Regions from separate parts of the Homo sapiens genome. Here region 2 is linked to region 1. The links are chromatin loops, found by intact Hi-C in ENCODE. Cell type or tissue: OCI-LY7. All regions are shown on one strand.

Region 1 (2,500 bases):
TCCTTGCTGTGGTTGGGGCTGGGTGATTGCCATGCTGGCGGGGGAGGCTTAGGGTGAGAGTGGCCATCATTTACCTAATCTACATAATTACGTGGAGCTGGGAGTAAAGTGTAGCCGTGGCCTGGAGGATGGACGATGGATGTTGGTGAACAACTGGCTGCACTCACCGCAGCTGGCCCAGGGACGGGAAGGATGGCTGATTATGCCATTCAGCGGTACCTGGTTCTTTCACATTTGACTTTCTTATGGATTTTCTGTTGTACAGAGGAGAGAGCCTGTGGTTCTAGGCCAACCATCTCACTCATCTCATAACATCTTGTATCCCTTAGCCAACATTTATGTCAAGTTTTAGAAGTCCTACAAACTGGCAAGCATTTCTCAATCTGGTGTAACCACTGGATTTTATATCTGTGTCTGCATCTGTATTTACATCTCTGGTTATTTGACACTCTGTAGTACATTTGTAATCGGTTCCATTTGGTGGAAGTTACTTTCAACAAACTCTTGCTGCTACTTGAATTTTCAAGGTTGCAAGTAGAAATGAGGGAATAAACACCACATCTTTTTGCTCTAATTTTAAAATTTGTTGTTCCCCAAATCACACCATAAGTACAAATATTAAAAATTACAAAAGCAGCGGCTGAAGTCAAGGTTAAGGCATTTCTGGGTGATTTTAGCTAATCAGCAATATTTGCTGAGGTGTGTGGAGCAGAACAACATGCCAAGAAGCCCAGAAGCGGGGAGGGTCGGGAGGCCAGGCCATGACTTCAGAGGTGCTGTTTTGTGAGGGAGAGGAGCTAGATGCAGAGATGATAAACAGCTGCAGATGCACCCACTGCCGCACTTCGCACGGTACGGGGCCTTTGTGAGCTGAGTTATGAACCGGGTGAAGGCTGTGCAGGCGTCGGAGAATCCAGGCCAGATGCGATGGGTGGAGGCTGGGTAGAGGTGAGGAGCCAGACAGCCTCACTGAATGTGTGGTGGCTCACTGCAGACAGCTGTCCCCCAGGACGGCTGCCCTTACCCTGTCCGCCTCCACCTACTGAGGCCTATAGGTGTCGCAAGTGTGTGGTTTCTAAACAGACTTGGATGAGTTGCTTGCTGCCTGATGCACCTGGACAGGCGGAGGGCTGGTTATCCATGATGGCACCAGGGACTCTGCCGGGGACTGGCAGGACAGAGCCTCAGAGCACGGCACCAGTTCCCTGGGAGAAGATGGTGCTGGCGGGACGGAGGAAAGAAGAGGCACACAGTGCTGAGGCATGAATGCCAGTTTGCTCTTAGACATGACACAAATGCCTTCCGGAAGTTTCCACATAGGCGCAGTTAAAGCCACCAGTGTGGACGAGTCCTTAGATCAGGAGACCCAGAACATATGTGTATTTGAGATCCTTCACGTGCTGCCATCTCTTCAAAGAGGACCACAAGGTCGTCTCTAGTAATGTAAAACTAACATAAAAGAATTTTTTATTAAATGCCACGGATTTTTTTTTTTTTTTTTGGTGGGGTAGGGCTGGTGTGTGACAGAAAAACAGCGGATACGGTGACACAGCTGGTGGGTGTTGGTTCTGGGCCCCAGCTGTGCAGCTGTATGAATAGAAATTAGTCTCTACAGTGGTATGAACCTAAACACCTGGATTACATGTTTTCATGTATTTAACATAAATAAATGCACACATTTATATGCTAAACACACATTTTTCTAAATTTTATGTAATAAAATTCACACCTTCAAGTATTTAGCATAGAAACAGCTGTGCAGCATCTCCCTGCCCACAGCCACTTGGACGTTCAGAGTGGAAACCACGCGGCTGTGGGCTTTGTGAGTGGTGAGCCGTGCACAGGTGTGCTGCATTTGCTGTGTCTGCTGATGTGAGCCCCGGTCGGTCCTGTTTCAGGTGGACGCTTTCCTTTGTAATTCCCTTCTCTCATTCTAAGTTCAGTAAACTTGGGACCGATGGTGAGTGTAGGCACAGAGGAGCGCAGCATCGGCAATTAAGGAAAATCCACGCCAGGCGTTGCAGAAGGAGGTGGTGTGCGGGGGTTCCACTGCCTGTGTGAGCCATGACTGGTGAGGGCCTCTGGGCAGCAGCTCACCTGGGCTACTTGGAAATGCAGATTCCTGGGCACAGACCTGCTGGGACAAAACCTGAGAGGCCCTGGGTTGACTACCCTCCAGGGATTCCATCCAGGCTTGGCCATCATGTCTCTTGGCAGGTCACTCAGGCCCGGCTGTCTCATTGAGATGCCTGGCCATCGCAGGGTTAGCTGAGTCACCTGCACAGCTGGTGTGGGTGTGCTGATGGGTGTACGGGGCTGGCCTGTCTTCCTTTCTCCACCTACGAAGCATTCAAAGGCCTGTTATCCTACCCTGTTCTCTCCCTGTCCTCAGTGGGCAAGCAGGAGGTTCATTTTCACTTGCAGATGAGGAAAATTCTGAAGTCTTGTAAAGCAGCCAAGATCATATTCAGAATCTTCTTTGTTCCAATCAGCTCGAATT
Region 2 (2,500 bases), 160 kb after region 1:
GTGCAGGGTCCACACTGGTGCCTGGGCAGCTTCCCTTCCCTCCCCCAGAGGACGTGCCCATCTGTCACCCTAAGGCACTAGCCAGAGTGGGAACAGCCAAGCTCGGCTTCCGCCAAGGCAGACACATGTGAAAATCAAGGAATGTGAGTTTGTGTGACCATGAAACCTGTTTTCAGCAGTAGAGACCTTTTTCCAAGTCTCAGAAGCCTTTTCCACAGATGCATGAGGAAGCGCCCAGCTGCAGGGCCCGCCGTGCCTCCCCACCAGCCCCACGAGGAGCGCCCAGGCACCTCCCAGGAGCCGCTTTACCATTCTTAGGGTGCACACGCTTGGCGCTCAACTCATGGGGTCACAGGCAGCATCAGCCCCTGGCTGTTTGGCCCCAGAAAGGGAACCCGTCTCTTTTCTCAGCTGGGAATCCTGGAGCCTGTGTCTCCTGCTGAGCCCTCCAGGCATGGGGTGTGGGCTCAAGCCCAGCAGGGTAGCCATGCCTGTGCGAGCAGTGCTGCCGCCTTCAGCAGCAGGTGCAGGGCGCCAGGTCAGGTGGGCCTCAGCAGGGACCCTCGCCCCATGGAGTCTCACAGAGGCAGACCCCTCATGCCCCTTCATGGTGAGCTGCGCTAGGGCCAGGCACTCCAGAAGCTGTCTCGCCTTTCTGTTCGGCCTGTTTGGCATAAAAGAAATGAAGGCAGCCCGTGGCTTCCCTCCTCCTCACTACTCCCTGATTCCCTGCGGACGCCCTCCAGCATCCCCGCAGCTCTGCCTCTGCCTGCAGCCCTCTAGCCCCTGTGTCCAGCCCACTCCCTGCCTCCCAGCTGTGGCCAGGCCCCCCTGGCTCCATTTCTTTAATATTTAATTTTCAAATAAATGGAACTGCATGGTGAAATCTTCAAAAGGTTCTGAAGGACACAATGAAAATGCTCCTTTGTGACTGTGAGAACAACCGCGGGCTTCCCAGGCCCCTGTCAGAGGCACCTGGGGCTGTGCAGCAGTGAGAGCAACCGCGGGCTTCCCGGGCCCCCGTCGGAGGCACCTGGGGCTGTGCAGCAGTGAGAGCAACCGCGGGCTTCCCGGGCCCCCGTCGGAGGCACCTGGGGCTGTGCAGCAGTGAGAGCAACCGCGGGCTTCCCGGGCCCCCGTCGGAGGCACCTGGGGCTGTGCAGCAGTGAGAGCAACCGCGGGCTTCCCGGGCCCCCGTCGGAGGCACCTGGGGCTGTGCAGCAGTGAGAGCAACCGCGGGCTTCCCGGGCCCCCGTCGGAGGCACCTGGGGCTGTGCGGCAGTGAGAGCAACCGCGGGCTTCCCGGGCCCCCGTCGGAGGCACCTGGGGCTGTGGAACAGAAGCCTGCACCCCCACCCCGTGTGTGTCCTCTGCCCTGGGTTCCGGGGTTTTCTCACGTCATGATGGAGTACTGCGTACATACGCATGTTTTATCCTGAGGGTCCTTTGTCAGCGCGTAACGAGCTCCGCGGTGTTCTCAAGGCAGCACAGTGCTACCTTGTGGGGGCACTAAGTTTATTTGAGCCCCCCCGTTTGGTGAATTTCCCTCTTTTGCTGCTGCAGTGAGTGACCCCCTCGTGTCTAATGGAAACAGTTCTAGAAGTGGGAGTTGTGTTTCAAAGAGAACTGCCGATGTGATTTTTGTGATTGTCTTTTCGAAGGTTGTGAAGCTGTACCCTGCCGAGCGGTAAGCAGCAGCACTTCTTTCTCCACTCCTTACCCACCGTGTTACCTGACTTTTGTTTTTACCAATCTGATGGGTGAAGAATCTTTCAGTGTAAATTTAATGTGAACTTTTTTTTTTTTTTTTTCTGAGACGGAGTCTCGCTGTCGCCCAGGCTGGAGTGCAGTGGCGCGATCTCGGTTCACCGCAGGCTCTGCCTCCCGGGTTCACGCCATTCTCCTGCCTCCGCCTCCCGAGGAGCTGGGACTACAGGCGCCCGCCACTGCGCCCGGCTACTTTTTTGTATTTTTAGTAGAGACGGGGTTTCACCATGTTAGCCAGGATGGTCTCGATCTCCTGACCTTGTGATCCGCCCGCCTCGGCCTCCCAAAGTACTGGGATTACAGGCGTGAGCCACCGCGTCCGGCCTTAATGTGAATCTTTCTTCCTGTGAGTTTAACTTATGTTTCCACTGTTCTGTACTCCAGCCCAGCGGGTGCCGGCTGTTTTAGGCTCTTTCTAAACAGCTCAGCTGTCACTAATGCACACTCCACCCTTCTGAAGCCTGAGGCTCTTGGCTCCCTAATCAGATTTGTGGATTGCAGTTGGGGGGTATGTAGGATGTTGTTGGGCAAAGCATGAAAGTGTTGGTGGCACAGACCAGTGAGAACTTATCAGCATTGAACCGTGTGCAAAGCGCTCCAGTGGTGTTCTCGGAAGGGCTCACCTTGCACGGAGTGTGAAATCGAAGATTCAGATTTCCATAAGACATTAGAGGCTTGATTTGCAGAGGTCAAGTTGCACCACGTTGCTGATGTCTGGTGTGGCAGGTGGTCC

Evidence for each region. Peaks named below come from ENCODE experiments on the same cell type or tissue, not always from the same donor. Only the 100,000 strongest peaks of a DNase experiment are listed, where the experiment ranks them.
Region 2: a loop joins it to region 1, with 2.8 times the contacts of the local background. A loop is called at or near these places in 1 of 110 quality-filtered maps.

Annotation. Positions count from the first base shown.
Region 1 is chr10:525,532-528,031 of GRCh38, reverse strand. All of the region lies in intron 1 of DIP2C (disco interacting protein 2 homolog C), which reads left to right. Among named protein-coding and RNA genes, the nearest start is that of DIP2C-AS2, 100 kb to the left of the region's middle. In OCI-LY7, CTCF peaks have their summits at 863 and 1,063; DNase peaks (open chromatin) are centred at 1,061, 1,591 and 1,800; H3K4me3 peaks cover 1,130 bases; H3K27ac peaks cover 1,961 bases.
Region 2 is chr10:366,728-369,227 of GRCh38, reverse strand. All of the region lies in intron 18 of DIP2C (disco interacting protein 2 homolog C), which reads left to right. Among named protein-coding and RNA genes, the nearest start is that of ZMYND11, 230 kb to the right of the region's middle. RefSeq lists an enhancer at 1-74. In OCI-LY7, no CTCF peak of the experiment used is centred here; DNase peaks (open chromatin) are centred at 945 and 1,367; H3K4me3 peaks cover 208 bases; H3K27ac peaks cover 1,934 bases.